Linked DNA regions of Mus musculus: region 2 is linked to region 1. The links are chromatin loops, found by intact Hi-C in ENCODE. Cell type or tissue: heart. All regions are shown on one strand. Links, peaks and the distances in the headings refer to the core of each region. The heading gives the core; the rest is flanking DNA.

What was found. Peaks named below come from ENCODE experiments on the same cell type or tissue, not always from the same donor. Only the 100,000 strongest peaks of a DNase experiment are listed, where the experiment ranks them.
Region 2: it touches region 1 in a loop (2.1-fold over the local background); 10 of 42 quality-filtered maps call a loop at or near these places.

Annotation. Positions count from the first base shown.
Region 1 is chr1:173,937,309-173,947,637 of GRCm38, forward strand. Ifi203 (interferon activated gene 203) reads right to left here and starts at 5,184. Exons shown (of 10, transcript NM_001302649.1): 1 at 5,147-5,184; 2 at 4,922-4,986; 3 at 434-718. The coding sequence starts at 698. In heart, for the core only: no CTCF peak of the experiment used is centred there; a DNase peak (open chromatin) is centred at 5,233.
Region 2 is chr1:173,796,702-173,807,030 of GRCm38, forward strand. It overlaps the pseudogene Ifi203-ps. Among named protein-coding and RNA genes, the nearest start is that of Ifi204, 35 kb to the left of the region's middle. In heart, for the core only: no CTCF peak of the experiment used is centred there; DNase peaks (open chromatin) are centred at 6,140 and 6,360.

The sequences.
Region 1 (10,329 bases), core at 1,518-9,517:
ACCTAACATCTCTAAGATGCAGGCTTCTACATAAATATTAGATCATATTTCTTATCAGAAAAGATATTAGTGAAAGTGTTAGATTGTTAATTGGGTATTACATTTATTTTATTTAAATAACTTTTTTCAAATTTTACCTTATTTTCTAGTTTTTCTACCATGTTCTAATCTATCTCAAAACTGATTATTATTTTATTTACCTCCAATACAAAGGATGTCTATTCTGAAATATGTCAAACTTATTTGTAAGAAAGGATTTCTTAAAATCAGCAAATTTTATATCAAATTTGTATATATTCCAAACGTTTCAACCCCTATATTTCCCAAGGTACACAATGGATATGGGGCATATCAGCTGTGATCATACAGGGAGTTAGCAAGTTTGGGAAGCCTGGAGAAAGGGTGAGTGCTCACTCAGGGTTTCCCCTATTACCTTTTGCCTTCTCTGTTTTAAGTTTTTTAGCAAGGTCTTTAAGATCTTTTATGTGCTCACACACTTTTATCAGTTTGTCTAGTCCAGCATCTTTGGGGAACTTGTCCTCAATCCAGTCCGCCAGCTGAATCCTATCATAATCTTCTTGCATTTTTTTAGTAAGTTTTAGTTCTTTTCTTAGTAAGGACTTGACTGTCCTAAACTGATAGTCCTCCATGTTCTCTAATCCTTTTAGAAGAACAATATTCTTGTATTCAGCCATCATCTCTCAAATTATAGATTAACCTAAAAAAAATTAAAGACACAGGATTACAAAATATTCAGACATATTCAAGACAGGATATTCTCATGTGAGTGAACAACCATTAATAATGTAGTGTATAATTGTGTGTGATAAAGAGAGTTAAAGACAAGGTGCACCACTGTACAAAATATATGTAGAACTTCTGTATTAATAAACAAGTCTAGGAAAAATCTCCCCCTTAACTATTAAGTGATTTAGGTCACTGGCAGTTGTGGTAGGGGAAAGGGTTGAATCAGTAATTGTAGTGTTTAAAGTACAGGTTATAAGTGCTAAAATACTTCTTTCATTCTTTATTGGTGTTGAAGCACCTGAATGAACAATGGCTGAAGTCTCATGGCCTATGCTATGCTAAGGCACTGACCCTTGTCTATTAGGCTTTGCCCCAAACACCTCTCTTTAGAATTCTGTCTCACCTGGAGTTGGATTGCATTTGATGGATCCTTTCTGCTCATAAAACTATCAATTTCCCAACCATCTACATACTTTTCAGAGTCTAGCTGTAGAGTTCACTTGATGGAATTATGTCAACAGTTTCTTTTTTTCTTTCCTCTTTCTTTCTTTCTTTCTTTCTTTCTTTCTTTCTTTCTTTCTTTCTTTCTTTCTTTCTTTCTTTTTTTTTTTTTTTGAGACAGGGTTTCTCTGTGTAGCCCTGGCTGTCCTGAAACTCACTCTGTAGACTAGGCTGGCCTTTAACTCAGAAATCTGCCTGTGTCTGCCTCCCAAGTGCTGGGATTAAAGGCATGCTCTACCACTGCCCAGCGTCAATAGTTTCTTGATTGTATCCTTTCAAGCTTTGCCTTAGTGAGTCTTACTTGTACATAGTCACTATTTTCTACCTACTATCTTTAAATCCTCTCAAAATGTTTAATAATTTCTTAATTTATTAAAAATATCCCTTCATCCTGAAATATATTGGAAGCCCTTCAATAATCTATTTATGTTTATTTTTATTCCTGAGATCATATGTTTCAAAATATACAGCATTCCTTCCACTGTCAATATTTATGATGTAGTTGATTTCTTTTTCATTGCTTGGAAAGCCATTCTCACATTTCTTTCTCTGGATACATTCATAAACTTTGAAAATCTAAGAGTTAAATCAGGTGGAGAATGGAAGAGCAGGGTAGTGGAAGGAATGGAGGGAGGGGTAACTAACACTATTTACATTTCAAAAAAGTTCATACCAAAATCTACTACTGTAGAAGATTCCTTATATATTTATATACACATTAATGTATATATACATATATGTATATATGTGTATATATGTATACACACATATAAGTATGTATACACACACATCAGAAGCCATGCTGCAAACCCTGGGAATGGTGCAATGGTTTTGTTTTGTGACTAGAGCTTCTTATGGCAAGGCCCAGATAGATTCAGTTCCATTGACAAGGACCTTTGGATTTACTGTACCTACTATGGACTCCTGCTCCAATCCTAGGGAGCTCCTATGCTTCAGTTCCTCCTGGCTTTGGCAGTATGGTAAGGTTTAGTTTCACTTTGTCAGTCATGGTTACAGCTGAATTTATGATGAGCCTGGAACTTTTTCTTAAAACAAAAAACTGTTTCCCCTGGCTCTCTCTTGCTGCCTCTACAGTCATCCTGAGCAAGCATCAGGAATTCAATAAAGTTAATGACCCTGGCTTACTGAACTGTTCTACAAAAGATATAACTATATTCCAAGAACTTAGGAGACAGTTTCTTTTAAAAAATGACAGTACCAATTTATAGAACAAATAACAAAGAAATAAAGGGCATAAAAGGTCAGACTTTCCCCCAATGCCAGAAAATCAACAAAGGAATCTAAATCTCCCATTCCCTTGGAGGTAAAAGTACATGTAGAACCTGCCAGAGAGAATAGAAACTTTTTTCCAAGAGTTAAGAGTTAGGGATTAATCACTATCCTTCTGAGAATGTATCAAGAATAGGACCACAACTATTTCACACAAAAATGATATGTAAGCAATAGAAATTAAATTTATACTTTTATCTATATAGGTTACTATATATATATATATATATATATATATATATATATATATATATATATATCCCAAAATCTTCCATAACGATATAGATGTCACATCCTTGAGTCATAGAATACAGGAAAATCAGTTTAACTGACCCAGAAGCTACATTCTAACTATGCACACTTTGTTGTGCACACTATGCAGAGGAACACAATCAGCAATCTTACCCTTCTGCTCAGAAATACTTTATAAAGAGGGGGAAGAAAAATTCTAGTAGTCAGGGGTGGCAGATGACTACAGGGGCACAGTGTTTGCCAAACTCCACTGGGAAGTAGCACATGTGAGCTCAAAACAGTTGTGAAGCATCCTGAGCCTTGTGCACGTTTATGCAAGACAAAAATCACAGAAGGAAGTTAGGAGGGGAGTGGGCATTGGACACTAAGTCCCATAACGAGCTAAGGAAGTTTTGACACTTGATAGCTGCTGAGGAAAAAAAGAACCATTCTTATTAAAGGCATATGAGGCCTCTATTTGGTTGAACAGAAACTGTCCTTGATGGGTTTAAAAAACAAAAGGAAATACCGAGTTTAGTGGGTAGGGTAGACAGTATGTCCCTGGAAGGGATTATGGAAGGGGGTAGAGGGTGAATATAAGCAAAATGCACTTATCAAAGAAAATACGGTTCTCCTATAATGAAAATTTCAAACTTGAGTAGGTGCACCTAAAAGGAAGTACATCACCAACGTTGACGGACAGATGGAAGAGAACATAAAGAACATCACAGGTGAAATAACAGTAGCAGAAGCAAAACAAAACTCTGCTGATTGCCACTCTACCCGGGGGGACCTAACCAGTCCAATGACAAGGTCTGCCAATTGTTATTTAAGAAATTTACCTATAGGTTGTTCATAAAAGATTCCCCAACAGTGGAGAAATCTAAAATTAAATTCTCTAGAAACTAAAGAACATCCTATTTATCTACATTAGTGGAGCTTTAATAGAACCGAAGGCAAAACTATTATTAAATACCACAGAAAGATAAACTCTCCCATCTTAGAAGAACGTAGTTTTAACTATGGATTTATCAGTTAATAATAGTGCATGTTCTTCGTCATTATTTCACAGCTCTATTGAAACATGAATATATCTTCACACAAGTACACGTATCCATGCACATACATATACATCACATACATTCAATATCTGTGAGAGCACACAAATCTGTAAATTTTTTAAAAAGATAAAAAGGAGAACCCACAGGTTTACAGTTAATATGACAGTGTAGTCATTACTAAGTTAGTAGGGTAAAAAGATCTGGAAAAATTTGGAAAGTTTGAGCAGGATAACTGAGAAACTTAGCAAGATAGGTCTAATCCAGGTACAAATCTCAAATTGACATTTAAATTACAAAGTTTGAGTACACACGGAGTCCTATGCCAGAGGATACAGAAAGCCTTTAAAATATCCTAAAAGTAGACAAAATAGACAACAGAAATGATTGTATTTAACTGACCTTCATAGTCCCTATATTTTATGACAACAAAATAAAAACAAAAATAAATAAAATTTAGCCTATCACAAAGAATAACTTTCATGATGACAAAAAGTTTCTCTCAGTGACTAAATACTATTCTTACTCCCTTTTTTGAAGGGGAGAGAAAGAAAGAGTTACATATGCATATTGAAACAGGAAGTATTTGAATAACTGTATTTGTGATTCTTAGGAAAGTTTTACTGCACATGTCCACTAGTTCTCATGCTGTCTAATATTAAAATAAGACCAGATGATGAAGCTCATTGTTCAAATGCATGTTTTCACTGAATATTATATCACAGTAAATTTTTATATCACTAACCTGTCTTTTACTCAGTCCAGCCACCAGATTCCCGTGCACCGCCCAGCCCAGGCTACTGAAGCCTTCTTGTTTTCCATTTATTGACTTTATACTTAGGAAGCTAATTTTATAACCTGCACTAATCAAAGCTCATGTTTTCTTACCACAAGCTCGAGGGATGGAGAAAGAAAGATGCTGTCATCTTCCTGAATGTGGTATCAGAACCTGTTGCAGCAGGTTCACTGCCCTGCTGGCAGCTGAACAATCTGTGCTCTCCCCACCAGCCACTGGGAAGAACCACACTGATCCCCTATGTTCTTGTGGGTTTCATGGAGCTATCTCTTCTATATATAAAAGGGGAGAGACTTACCTCAGTGAAATTTCTCAGCAATGTTCAGATGATAAATCTTCAGCAAGTCAGGAAATGGGGTTTCTCTGTTTTGAGTAGAAAGAGAAATGACTCAAAAAAGTACACCAGAATGCATTGCAATCTCATTAAATGCTGAGAAAATGTAGTATTTACAAAATAACAGGGAGGGGGGCAAGAGAACTGGTTAAAGTAAGTTCCTAGCTTGAGCAGGGCTGGATGTCTTACAGTGTGCTGTCTTCCTGGGGAGACTTAAGATGAAATTGGGCTCCTCCCAGCACTGTTCATAGCTTTCGATTTCCCCAGCTCTTAAAATAGAGCACTTTATTTCCTGTTATTAATGTAATTTCTAGAAAGAAGCATACACACACACACACACAGGAGAGAGAGAAATTGCAACACTGCATGTTTTATGTCTAGTAGACTTACAAGTGGGTCACTAGGAATCACTCTCATCTGAAAGAAGATGAATCACAAGGAGATACAAGCGAGTCACTCAGCCACCTCACCCTTCTTTGTTTGTTCAATATGAAAGTGGTCAGAGGGGAGCTCCTCAGAGTCTGTTGTTCCTTGGAATTGATGAAGCCTGCTACCTTAGCTGTAATACTTTTGTTTCATGCCTGCCAGCTTGTTTGACACAAAAGCAGCTTGACTGTAGGCACAGCCAGTAATGGGGAATGCCAGGGCCAGGAAGCCAGTGTGGGTTGGTTGATGAGCAGATGGAGGGAGGAGGGGATAGGGAGTCTTCAGTGGGGAAACCAGGAAAGGGGATAACATCCTAAATGTAAATAAAGAAAACATCTAATAAAAAGAAAAAGAAAAAAGAAGATAAAAACATTTTAAAATTAAAAGAAAAAGTTTGACTGAAAGAAAGGTCAAGTTGACCATATTCTGAGGCTTAAATAGTCGTCATCATCATCAGAAATTACCAATCCATAGCCTTCACTCAGAGCAAAGAAAGATAGAGGACAGCTTGAAAAAAAAAAGACTTGGAAAAAGGTTGACCACCCTACAGCCCTCCCCTCACCCGCTTATGAGCTCATTATGATTTTCTGCCTATATAAACTGACCCTGGAAAATAGCTCTTGTATCTGAGCTGAGCCCCTGTTCAATCAGTCTTAGGGTGTGTGTTCAATAAACCAGCCCTGTTTAACTGAGATCCGTTTCTGGGTGCTTTGTGCTGTGATCTGCAGACCACAACAGTACTTGCTTGAACATTTCCTGAATAGGGAAATATCTGTGATGGATCACTTTTGGTTTAAGCACTTTCCAAAGCATCCATTCATTCATTAGTGGTTCCTAGGCCATATTTTCCCAGAGCATAGTGTTATGAGAAACATACAACTGCAACCTCAGCTTAAAAAAAAAAAAGTAATTGGGCAGTAACTGCCCTCTGTACTATAGCTTCACTGTCCTCTATAAGTGATTAAGAAAATGACCCCTGAGAGATTTTTAATGGGAAAAGACAGCAGATTGTGGGCTATGTAGTGCCAGCAGATGAAGCCTTGGAAACTCAAGGAAAAAAGCTGAACATCTGGTAGCTTCAGAGCTTAAAGCAGTGTTTGACTGACTGTTTCTTCCTTTGTAGGATAGTGGATGGTGTCTGTACTACTGTTATAGTGAGACATGGGGGAAAAGGACACCAACTACTACTGGATGCTTTATAGGAAGCTTTAAAGTCAATATAAAAACAGTGCGATTCCAGGGATACCATCACTCATCTGGCAGGGTCCACAGATTTACTTGGGTAGAAAATCATCGAGGTTTGCTTTCCAAGTGCTGGTGTTTGGCAGCTCTTGGAAACCCATGAAATTGGAAAGCCTCTTGTCTTCTTTTAACTTCTTCAAGTTCTTTTATTGTTTTAAAGTTTTCATTGTGCAAATCTTTTCCTTCTTTGGTTACTTTCATTCCAAAATATTGTATGTTTTTAGGATTTTAAAAATAGGATTGTTTACTTATTTTTATTCTTGACATGTTTGTCATTTTTTATTAGGTATTTTCTTCATTTACATTTCCAATGCTATTCCAAAAGTCCCCCATACCCTCCCCCACCCACTCTTTTACCCACCTACTCCCACTTCTTGGCCCTGCCATTCCCCTGTACTGAGGCATATAAAGTTAAATTGGATTTTTATTTATTTACATTTCAAATGTTATCCCCTTTTCCGGTTTCCCCTTGAGAAACTCCCTATCTATCCCTAACTTGACTCTCTCTGCTTCTATGAGGGTGCTCTCACCCACACACTCCTGCCTCCTCGCCCTGGCATTCCCCTACACTGGGGCATCAACCCTTCACAGGACCAAGAGCCTCTCTTCCCATTGATGCCCAACAAAGGCCATCCTCTGCTACATATGCAGCTGGAGCCATGGGTCCCCCCATGTGTACTTTTTTGGTTGGTGGTTTAGTCCCTGGTAGCCAGAGGGGATCTGGTTGGTTGATATTGTTGTTGTTCCCATGGGGTTGGAAAATACTTCACCTCTTTCAGAACTTCCTTCATTGGGGTGCCTGTGCTCAGTCCAATGGTTGGCTGTGAGAATCCATCTCTGTATTTGTCAGCTCTGGCAGAGCCTCTCAGGAGACAGCTATACCAGCCTCCTGTCAGCAAGCACTTTGGCATCCACAATAGTGTTTGGGTTTGGTGTCTTACATGGGATGGATCCCCAGGTAGGGCAGTCTCTTGATGGCCTTTCCTGTCCCCCATTGCTAAACACCGCTGTTCAAATTCCTTTTCCTTTGTATATCATCCCTCTCTCCTCCCATACCTGATCCTGTCCCCCTTCCCCTCTCCTCTTCCTCTTGTCCTCTCAAGTCCCTTCCACACTCTTATCCCATGAGTACTTTGCTCCTCCTCCTAAAAAGTACTGAGGCATCCACACTTTGGTCCTCCTTCTTCTTGAGCTTCATATGATCTGTGAATTGTATCTTGGGTATCCTGAGCTTCTGGGCTAATATCCATTTATCAGTGACTGCAGACCATGTGTGTTCTTTTGTGACTGGGTTATCTCACTCAGGATATTTTCTAGTTCCATCCATTTGCTAAGAATTTCATGAAGTCGTTGTTTTTAATAGATGAGTAGTACTCCATTATGTAAATGGAGCACACTTTCTGTATCCATTTTTCTGAGGGCATCTGAGTTGTTTCCAGCTTCTGGCTATTATAAATAAGGCTGATATGAACAGAGTAGAGGATGTGTCTTTGTTATATGTTGCAACATCTTTGAGTATATGCCCAGGAGTGGTATGGCTGTGTCCTCAGGTAGTACTACATCCAATTTTCTGAGGAACTGCCAGACTGATTTTCACAATGGTTGTACCAGCTTTCAATCCCACCAACAACAGAGGAGTGTTCCTCTTTCTCCACATCCTTGCCAGCATCTGCTGTCACCTGAGTTTTTCGATCTTAGCCATTCTTACTGGTGTGAGGTGTAATCACAGGGTTGTTTTGATTTGCATTTCCCTGATGACTAAGGATGTTGAACATTTCTTTAGGTGCTTCTTGGCTATTCGATATTCCTTAGTTGAGAATTCTTTGTTAGCTTTGTACTCCATTTTTGATAGGATTATTTGATCCTCTGGAGCCTAACTTCTTGAGTTCTTTTTATATATTGAATATTAGCCCTCTATTGGATGTAGGATTGGTAAAGATCTTTTTCCAACCTGTTAGTTGCCATTTTGTCCTATTGACACTGTCCTTTGCCTAATGAGACATTCATGTAGTTTTTGTCTTTCATTATGTTTGAATGTGGATCACTTTTATAAATTTATATATGTTGAATCTCTTCTCTAGGTAGAGTCAAATATCTCTGAATTGTGCTTCTGTCAAAGAAATTACGGGCATATACATATATATATATATGTATACCTCCTGAATCAGAGTCTGTGGCACGCAACCTTCTTGACCATGGTGCATGATCTTTTTTATGTATTCTTAGATTTCGTTTGCTAGTATTTTATTGAGATTTTTTTTTGTAGGTCTAGTCGTGACAGAATTTGGAAAGTAATTCTATTTCTTTGCTGGGTCTTTATGTGGTTTAAATATTAGAGTAACTGTGGTCTCTTAAAATGAACTGGGCTATATTGATTCTGTTTCTATTTTCTGAAATAATCTGAAGAGTGTTAATTTTTCTTTGAAAAACCTAATAGAATTTTGTATTAAAGCCACCCGGGCTTGGGCTTTGTTGTTTTGAGGAGACTTAATTACTGCCTCTCTAATACTAAGGGAATATATCTGTTTAAATTGCTTTTCTGATCTTGATTTAACTTTGGTAGGTGGTATATATCAAGAAAAATATTCATTCCTTTTAGATTTTTCTAATTTGGTGGAGTACAGATTTTAAAGTATGTCCTTTTAAGTCTCTGGATTTCATCACTGTCTGTTGTTCTGTCCCCCTTTGCCTCTAATTTTGTTAGTTTGTATCCTCTCTCACAGCCTTTGGAAAGTTTGGTTAAGGACTTAACAATCATTGATTTTTCTCAAAGAACCAACTCCTTTTTTAAAAAGCATATATTTATGGAACTTTTATTATTATATATTATTTCTGATTCACAACATATATTTTTTTGACAGAAACCAACAGCAGAATATCATATTTGTGTCAAGAAGAACGAACTTGGTGTCCAATTTTATATTTTATTAATTTTTGTTTTTAATTTATTTTAATATTAAGGAATAGTAGGAAATTTACCTAGTTTATATGGTAGTTGTTAAAAATAAAATTACAAATGTTTTCAATGTCCTAACTAAATACTAAGTTATTAGTAAGACAAATATACTTACTAATGTGTTGATCCAAATTACTTAATAACCATTAATAGGAGGTATTACTTATTAAGTTATTTAATTGCCTTACAGCCTGATTCTTTCTTCCCATCCATCCTCTCTTCCTAGTCTCTCCCTTACCACTTCTCTACCTCTAGTTCTTCTACTTCTCCTTTTTTTTCTCTCGTGGGTGTCAACCATCCTTGGCTTATCAAATTGTAGTGAACAGCCATCTCCAGTAACCAGAGAAGACTTCCAATGGAAGTCCACAAATCCAGCTACAATACCTTCAAACCACAATTTTTCTTGTCTACAAGATGTGTAGGGGTAAAAATGAAAGAGAGATTAAGGGAAGGGCCAACCAATGACTGGCCCAACTTGAGACCCATCCCATGTTAGAAAGTCATTCCTGATGAATGGATTTATCTCCAAAGGTTATCTTGCCCTTTCATGAAATACCCTTTCATCCATCTTTATTACTGCTCTATTTACAATATCCAGGAATGGAATATTCAAGGTGTCTATCAAATGATGAATGGATAATTGAATATAGTACATTTACAAATAGAGTATTATTCAGTTGTTAAGAAAATAATAAATGATGAAATTTGTATAGAAATGGATTAATCTGGAAACAATCATTATAAGTGA
Region 2 (10,329 bases), core at 1,333-9,332, 140 kb before region 1:
TGACTTGAACCCTCTTCTCACTATGGTCTCAGACTAGATAGAGTATTAAATCTTCTTAAAGAATTAACAAGGAGAAGAACATGAGTAGAAAACTGTTGGTGGGAGAGTAGCCAATTTACCTTTGAAGACAGTACACTCTTGTATGATTCTTTATTGATGAAAAGAGATTCGGAGGAACTGAGTTCATCTTGCCTTCTTTTTTTAATGGCTGTTCTGCATTTTCCTTTCTTTTTCTTTTGAACTGCAGGGGTAAAGAAAACACACCAAACCCAGGGAAATGGGGATGATAGCTGTAGCTCATTCAGAATTAGTTATTTTCTTTCTTTTCCTCAAATAAAAGGAAATTGATATTCCATTCCATGTTCATTAATGATTTTATAGAAAGACAAGGATTTCAAGAATTTTTTGGTCTCTTCATATGTCTGTGTGTTTATTTTCTTCTACTGCATGGCCTCTTCCTGGCCATAGGTAGCTCAGAGAACCAAGTCAGGCATGCAGTTTGCCTGAGGGGAGTCTTTGCTCTTCCCAGATATAGCAGACATAGTCTCTCCATCCTGGGAACTTCTTTTTATATCAACTGAACCCTCTTATACCACAGACTGTAATAACAGTAGGTAACCTTCTGAGGAAAATCATTCAAAACCATATACAAAGAGAAAGAAAGACTGACTTGATATTTGATGTATCAAAGTGGTGACATTGGATTTGGATTTCTTATTTGTTGGGTATACATTTTTCTGTGTAACTTGGGTGTTCTCAAAATGTGGGTCTCCCTGCCTGATCATCCTTATGCTAACTGCTATGGTCCAGAGTTTTATACCAGTATATTTTTTATATTTTAAACCCAGTGACTTTCTAGTGAGAAACGTCTTAACTAAGATCTAACCTAACATCTCTAAGATGCAGGCTTCCACGTAAATATTAGATCATATTTCTTATCAGAAAAGATATTAGAGAAAGTGTAAGATTGTTAACTGAGTATTACATTTATTTTATTTAAATGCCTTTGTTCAAATTTTACCTTATTTTCTAGTTTTTCTACCGTGTTCTACTCTATCTCAAAACTGCTCCTTATTTTATTTACCTCCAATACAAAGGATGTCTATTCTGAAATATGTCAAATTTATTTGTAAGAAAGGATTTCTCAAAATCAGCAAATTTTATATCAAATTTGTATATATTCCAAATGTTTCAACCCCTATAGTTCCCAATGGAAATGGGGCAGACCAGCTGTGATCACGCAGGGAGCTAGCAAGTTTGGGAAGTGTGGAGAAAGGGTGAGTGCTCACGCAGGGTGCCCCCTGTTACCTTTTGCCTTCTTTGTTTTAAGTTTTTTAGCAAGGTCTTTAAGATCTTTTATGTGCTCACACACTTTTATCAGTTTGTCTAGTCCAGCTTCTTTGGGGAACTTGTCCTCCATCCAGTCTGCCAGCTGAATCCTGTCATAATCTTCTTGCAATTTTTTAGTAAGTTTTAGTTCTTTTCTTAGTAAGGATTTGACTGTCCTAAACTGATAGTCCCCCATGTTCTCTAAGCCTTCTAGAAGAACAATTTTCTTGTATTCAGCCATCGTCTCTCAAATTATAGATGAACCTAAAAAAAAAAATCAAAGAAGAAAACCTAAAAAAAAAATAAAAATTAAAGACACAGGATTACAAACATATTCAGACATTTTTCGAGGCAGGATATTCCCATGTGAGTGAACAACCATTAATAATGTAGTGTATAATTGTGTGTGATAAAGAGAGTTAAAGACAAGGTGCACCACTGTACAAAATATATATAGAACTTCTGTATTAATAAACAAGTCTAGGAAAAATCTCCCCTTAAATATTAAGTGATTTAGGTCACTGGCAGTTGTGGTAGGGGAAAGGGTTGAATCAGAAATTGTAGTGTTTAAAGTATGGGTTATAAGTGCTAAAATACTTTTCTCATTATTTATTGGTGTTGAAGCACCTGAATGAACAATGGCTGACGTCTCATGGCCTATGCTATGCTAAGGCACTGACCCTTGTCTATTAGGCTTTGCCCCAAACACCTCTCTTTAGAATTCTGTCTCCCCTGGAGTTGGATTGTATTTGATGGATCCTTTCTGCTTATAGAACTATCAATTTCCCAACCATCTACATACTTTTCAGAGTCTAGCTGTAGAGTTCACTTGATGGAATTATGTCAACAGTTTCTTTCTTTCTTTCTTTCTTCTTCTTCTTTTTTTTTTTTTTTTTGGACAGGGTTTCTCTGTGTAGCCCTGGCTGTCCTGGAACTCACTCTGTAGACCAGGCTGGTCTTGAACTCAGAAATCTGCCTGCCTCTGCCTCCCAAGTGCTGGGATTAAAGGCATGCTTCACCACCACCCAGCTTCAATAGATTCTTGATTTTATCCTTTCAAGCTTTGCCTTAGTGAGTCTTACTTGTATATAGTCACTATTTTCTACCTACTATCTTTAAATCCTCTCAAAATTTTTAATAATTTCTTAATTTATTAAAAATATCCCTTCATCCTAAAATATATTGGAAGCCCTTCAATAATCTGTTTATGTTTATTTTTATTCCTGAGATCACATGTTTCAAAATATATAGCATTCCTTCTACTATCAATATTTATGATGTAGCTGATTTCTTTTTCATTGCTTGGAAAGCCATTCTCACATTTTTTTCTCTGGATACTTTCATAAACTTTGAAAATTTAAGAGTTAAATCAGGTGGAGAATGGAAGAGCAGGGGAGTGGAAGGAATGGAAGGAGGGGTAACTAACACTAATTACATTTCAAAAAATTCATACCAAAATCTACTACTGTAGAAGACTCCTTATATATTTATATACACATTAATGTATATATACATATATGCATATATGTGTATAGATGTAAACACACATATATGTATGTATACACACACACACACACAACAGAAGCCATGCTACAAACCCTGGGAATGGTGCAATGGTTTTGTTTTGTGACTAGAGCTTCTTATGGCAATACAATAGATAGATTCCGTCCCATTGACAAGGACCTTTGGATTTACTGGACCTACTGTGGACTCCTGCTCCAATCCTAGGGAGCTCCTATCCTTCAGTTCCTCCTGGCTTTGGCAGTATGGTAAGTTTTAATGCCACTTTGTTAGTCAGGGTTACAGCTGAATTTATGATGAGCCTGGAACTTTTTCTTAAAACAAAGAACTGTTTCTCCTGGCTCTCTCTGGCTGCCTCTATAGTCATCCTGAGCAAGCATCAGGAATCACTAAAGTTAATAATCCTGGCTTACTGAACTGTTCTACAAAAGATATAACTATATTCCAAGAACTTAGGAGACAGTTTCTTTAAAAAAATGACAGTACCAATTTATAGAACAAATAACGAAGTCGTAAAGGGCATAAAAGGTCAGACGTTCCCCCAATGCCAGAAAATCAACAAAGCAATCTAAATCTCCCATTTCCTTGGAGGTAAAAGTACGTGTAGAAACTGCCAGAGAGGATAGAAACTTTTTTCCAAGAGTAAAAAGTTAGGTATTAATCACTATCCTTCTGAGAATGTATCAAGAATAGGATCACAACTATTTCACACAAAAATGATATGTAAGCAATAGAAATTAAATTTCTACCTTTATCTATATAGGTTACATTATATATATAATATATATATATTATCCCCCAAAATCTTATAATGCTTTTAGTATCCTTCCATAACTTGATATCAACGCCACATCCTTGAGTCATAGAATACAGGAAAATCAGCTTATATTGACCCAGAAGCTACATTCTAACTATGCACACTTTGTTGTGCACACTATGTAGAGAAACACAATCAGCAATCTTACCCTTCTGGTCAGAAATACTTTATAAAGAGGGGGAAGAAAAATTCTAGTAGTCAGGGGTGGCAGATGACTACAGGGGCACAGTGTTTGCCAAACTCCGCTGGGAAGTAGCACATCTGAACTCAACACAGTTGTGACACATCAGGAGCCTTGTGCACCTTTATACCAGACAAAAATCACAGAATGAAGTGAGGAGGGGAGGGGGCATTGGACACTAAGTCACATAACCAGCTAAGGAAATTTTGACACTTGATAGCTGCTGAGAAAGGAAGAATCATTCTTATTAAAGGCATATGAGGCCCCTGGTTGGTTGAACAGAAAATGTCCTTGATGGGTTTCAAAAATAAAAGGAAATACCAAGTTGGGTGGGTAGGGGAGGCAGTATATCCCTGGAAGGGATTATGGAAGGGGGAAGAGGGTGAATATAAGCAAAATGCACTTATCAAAGAAAATACAGTTCTTCTATAATGAAAATTTCAAACTTGAGTAGGTGCACCTAAAAGGAAGTACATTACCAAGGTTGAGGGACAGACGGAAGAGAATATAAAGAACATCCTGGGTGAAACAACAGTAGCAGAAGCAAAACAAAACTCTGCTGATTGCCACTCTACCCTGGGAGCGCTAACCAGTCCAATGACAAGGTCTGCCAATTGTTATTTAAGAAATTTACCTATAGGTTGTTTATAAAAGATTCCCCAACAGTAGAGAAATCTAAAATTAAATTCACTAGAAACTAAAGAACATCCTATTTATCTACATTAGTGGAGCTTTAATAGTACCGAAGGCAAAACTATTATTAAATACCATAGAAAGATAAACCCTCCCATCTTAGAAGAAGGTAGTTTTAACTATGGATTTTTCAGTTAATAATAGTGCATGTTCTTCGTCATTATTTCACAGCTCTACTGAAACATGGAATATATCTTCACACAAGTACACGTATCCATGCACATACATATACATCACATACATTCAATATCTGTGAGAGCACACAAATCTGTAATTTTTTAAAAAAGATAAAAAGGAGAACCCACAGGTTTACAGTTAATATGACAGTGTAGTCATTACTGAGTTAGTAGGGTAAAAAGATCTGGAAAAATCTGGAAAGTTTGAGCAGGATAACTGATAAACTTAGCAACATAGGTCTAATCCAGGTACAAATCTCAAATTGACATTTAAATTACAAAGTTTGAGTACACACGGAGTCCTATGCCAGAGGATACAGAAAGCCTTTAAAATATCCTAAAAGTAGACAAAATAGACAACAGAAATGATTGTATTTAACTGACCTTCATAGTCCCTATATTTTATGACAACAAAATAAAAACAAAAATAAATAAAATTTAGCCTATCACAAAGAATAACTTTCATGATGACAAAAAGTTTCTCTCAGTGACTAAATACTATTCTTACTCCCTTTTTTGAAGGGGAGAGAAAGAAAGAGTTACATATGCATATTGAAACAGGAAGTATTTGAATAACTGTATTTGTGATTCTTAGGAACGTTGTACTGCACATGTCCACTAGTTCTCATGCTGTCTAATATTAAAATAAGACCAGATGATGAAGCTCCTTATTCAAATGCATGATTTCACTGAATATTATATCACAGTAATTTTTTATATCACTAAACTGTCTTTTACTCAGTCCAGCCACCAGATTCCCTTGCACCGCCCAGCCCAGGCTACTGAAGCCTTCTTGTTTTCCATTCATTGACACTTATACTTAGGAAGCTAATTTTATAACCTGCACTAATCAAAGCTCATGTTTTCTTACCTCAAGCTCGAAGCATGGAGAAAGAAAGATGCTGTCATCTTCCTGAATGAGGTATCAGAACCTGTTGCAGCAGGTTCACTGCCCTGCTGGCAGCTGAACGATCTGTGCTCACCCCACCAGCCACTGGGAAGAACCACACTGATCCCCTATGTTCTTGTGGGTTTCATGGAGCTATCTCTTCTATATATAAAAGGGGAGAGACTTACCTCCGTGGAAATTTCTCAACAATGTTCAGATTATAAATCTTCAAGTCAGGAAATGCAGTTTCTCTGTTTTGAGTAGAAAGAGAAATGACTCAAAAAAGTACACCAGAATGCATTGCAATCTTATTAAATGCTGAGAAAATGTAGTATTTACAAAATAACGGGGGGGGGGGAACAAGAGAACTGGTTAAAGTAAGTTCCTAGCTTGAGCAGGGCTGGATGTTTTACAGTGTGCTGTCTTCCTGGGAAACAAGATGAAACTGGGCTCCTCCCAGCACTGTTCATAGCTTTCCATTTCCCCAGCTCTTAAAATAGAGCACTTTATTTCCTGTTATTAATGTAATTTCCAGAAAGAAGCATACACACACACACACACACACACACTCACACACACACACACACACACACACAAACACACACACACAGGAGAGAGAGAAATTGCAACACTGCATGTTTTATGTCTAGTAGACTTACAAGTGGGTCACTAGGAATCACTCTCATCTGAAAGAAGATGAATCACAAGGAGATACAAGCGAGTCACTCAGCCACCTCACCCTTCTTTGTTTGTTCAGTATGAAAGTGGTCAGAGGGGAGCGCCTGAGAGTCTGTTGTTCCTTGGATTTGATGAAGCCTGCTACCTCAGCTGTAATACTTTTGTTTCATGCCTGCCAGCTTGTTTGACACAAAAGCAGCTTGACTGTAGGCACAGCCAGTATAGGGGAATGCCAGGGCCAGGAAGCCAGTGTGGGTTGGTTGGTGAGCAGATGGAGGGAGGAGGGGATAGGGAGTCTTCAGTGGGGAAACCAGGAAAGGGGATAACATCCGAAATGTAAATAAAGAAAACATCTAATAAAATGAAAAAAAAAAGAAGATAAAATCATTTTCAAAAAAAGTTTGACTGAAAGAAAGGTCAAGTTGACCATATTCTGAGGCTTAAATAGTCGTCGTCATCATCAAATTCCCAATCTGTAGCCTTCACTCATATAAACTGACCCTGGAAAATAACTCTTGTATCTGAGCTGAGCCCTGTTCAATCAGTCTTGGGGTGTGTGTTCAATAAACCAGCCTTGTTTAACTGAGATCAGTTTCTGAGTGCTTTGTGCTGTGATCTGCGGACCACAACAGTACTTGCTTGAACATTTCCTGAATAGGGAAATATCTGTGATGAATCACTTTTGGTTTAAGCAATTTCCAAAGCATCCATTCATTCATTAGTGGTTCCTAGGCCATATTTCCCCAGAGCATAGTGTTATAAGAAACATACAACTTCAACCTCAGCTTAAAAAAAAAGTAATTGGGCGTAACTGCCCTCTGTACTATGGCTTCACTGTCTTCTATAACTGTTTAAGAAAATGACCCCTGAGAGATTTTTAATGGGAAATGACAGCAGATTGTGGGCTATGTAGTGCCAGCAGATGAAGCCTTGGAAACTCAAGGAAAAAAGCTGAACATCTGGTAGCTTCAGAGCTTAAAGCAGTGTTTGACTGACTGTTTCTTCCTTTGTAGGATAGTGGATGGTGTCTGTACTATTGTTATAGTCAGACATGGGGAAATGCTTTATAGGAAGCTTTAAAGCCAATATAGAAACAGTGCGATTCCAGGGATACCATCATTCATCTGGCAGGGTCCACAGATTTACCTGGGTAGAAAATCATCGAGGTTTGCTTTCCAAGTGCTGGTGTTTGGCAGCTCTTGGAAACCCATGAAATTGGAAAGCGTCTTATCTTCTTTTAACTTCTTCAAGTTCTTTTATTGTTTTAAAGTTTTCATTGTGCAAATCTTTTCCTTCTTTGGTTACTTTCATTCCAAGATATTGTATGTTTTTAGGATTTTAAAAATAGGATTGTTTATTTATTTTTATTCTTTATTTTTATTAGGTATTTTCTTCATTTATATTTCCAATGCTATCCCAAAAGTCCCCCATACCCTCCCCCCCACCCACTCCTCTACCCACCCACTCCCACTTCTTGGCCCTGCCATTCCCCTGTACTGAGGCATATAAAGTTAAATTGGATTTTTATTTATTTACATTTCAAATGTTATCCCCTTTTCCGGTTTCCCCTTGAGAAACTCGCTATCCATCCCTGACTTGACTCTCTCTGCTTCTATGAGGGTGCTCTCACCCACACACTCCTGCCTCCTCGCCCTGGCATTCCCCTACCCTGGGGCATCAAGCCTTCACAGGACCAAGAGCCTCTCTTCTCATTGATGCCCAACAAAGGCCATCCTCTCCTACATATGCAGCTGGAGCCATGGGTCCCTCCATGTGTACTTTTTTTGGTTGGTGGTTTAGTCCCTGGTAGCCAGAGGGGATCTGGTTGGTTGATATTGTTGTTCCCATGGGGTTGGAAAATACTTCACCTCTTTCAGTACTTCCTATAACTCCTTCATTGGGGTCCCTGTGCTCAGTCCAATGGTTGGCTGTGAGAATCCATCTCTGTATTTGTCAGCTCTGGCAGAGCCTCTCAGGAGATGGCTATACCAGGTTCCTGTCAGCAAGCACTTTGGCATCCACAATAGTGTTTGGGTTTGGTGTCTTACATGGGATGGATCCCCAGGTAGGGCAGTCTCTTGATGGCCTTTCCTGTCCTCCATTGCTAAACACCGCTGTTCAAATTCCTTTTCCTCTGTATATCATCCCTCTCTCCTCCCATACCTGATCCTGTCCCCCTTCCCCTCTCCTCTTCCTCTCTTCCTCTCAAGTCCCTTCCACACTCTTCTCCCATGAGTATTTTGCTCCTCCTCCTAAAAAGTACTGAGGCATCCACACTTTGGTCCTCCTTCTTCTTGAGCTTTATATGATCTGTGAATTGTATCTCGGGTATCCTGAACTTCTGGGCTAATATCCACTTATCAGTGATTGCATACCATGTGTGTTCATTTGTGACTGGGTTATCTCACTCAGGATATTTTCTAGTTCCATCCATTTGCTAAGAATTTCATGAAGTCATTGTTTTTAATAGCTGAGTAGTACTCCATTATGTAAATGGAGCACACTTTCTGTATCCATTTTTCTGAGGGCATCTGAGTTGTTTCCAGCTTCTGGCTATTATAAATAAGACTGATATGAACAGAGTAGAGGATGTGTCTTTGTTATATGTTGCAACATCTTTGAGTATATCCCCAGGAGTGGTATGGCTGTGACCTCAGGTAGTACTACATCCTATTTTCTGAGGAACTGCCAGACTGATTTTCACAGTGGTTGTACCAGCTTTCAATCCCTCCAACAACAGAGGAGTATTCCTCTTTCTCCACATCCTTGCCAGCATCTGCTGTCACCTGAGTTTTTCGATCTTAGCCATTCTTACTGGTGTGAGGTGTAATCACAGGGTTGTTTTGATTTGCATTTCCCTGATGACTAAGGATGTTGAACATTTCTTTAGGTGCTTCTTGGCTATTCGATATTCCTTAGTTGAGAATTCTTTGTTAGCTTTGTACTCCATTTTTGATAGGATTATTTGATCCTCTGGAGCCTAACTTCTTGAGTTCTTTTTATATATTGAATATTAGCCCTCTATTGTATGTAGGATTGGTAAAGGTATTTTTCCAACCTGTTGGTTGCCATTTTGTCCTATTGACACTGTCCTTTGCCAAATGAGACATTAATGTAGTTTTTGTCTTTCATTATGTTTGAATGTGGATCACTTTTATAAATTTATATATGTTGAATCTCTTCTCTAGGCAGAGTCAAATATCTCTGAATTGTGCTTCTGTCAAAGAAATTACGGGTATATATATATATATATATATATATATATATATATATATATATATATATATATATATATATATACCCCCTGAATCAGAGTCTGTGGCACGAAGCCTTCTTGACCATGGTGCATGATCTTTTTTATGTATTCTTAGATTTCGTTTGCTAGTATTTTATTGAGATTTTTTTTTGTAGGTCTAGTCGTGACAGAATTTGGAAAGTAATTCTATTTCTTTGCTGGGTCTTTATGTGGTTTAAATATTAGAGTAACTGTGGTCTCTTAAAATGAACTGGGCTATATTAATTCTGTTTCTATTTTCTGAAATAATCTGAAGAGTGTTAATTTTTCTTTGAAAACCTAATAGAATTTTGTATTAAAGCCACCCGGGCTTGGGCTTTGTTGTTTTTAGGAGACTTAATTACTGCCTCTCTAATACTAAGGGAATATATCTGTTTAAATTGCTTTTCTGATCGTGATTTAACTTTGGTAGGTGGTATATATCAAGAAAAATATTCATTCCTTTTAGATTTTTCCAATTTGGTGGAGTACAGATTTTAAAGTAGGTCCTTTTAAGTCTCTGGATTTCATCACTGTCTGTTGTTCTGTCCCCCTTTGCCTCTAATTTTGTTAGTTTGTATCCTCTCTCACAGCCTTTGGAAAGTTTGGTTAAGGACTTAACAATCATTGATTTTTCTCAAAGAACCAACTCCTTTTTTAAAAAGCATATATTTATGGAACTTTTATTATTATATATTATTTCTGATTCACAACATATATTTTTTGACAGAAACCAACAGCAGAAAATCATATTTGTGTCAAGAAGAACTA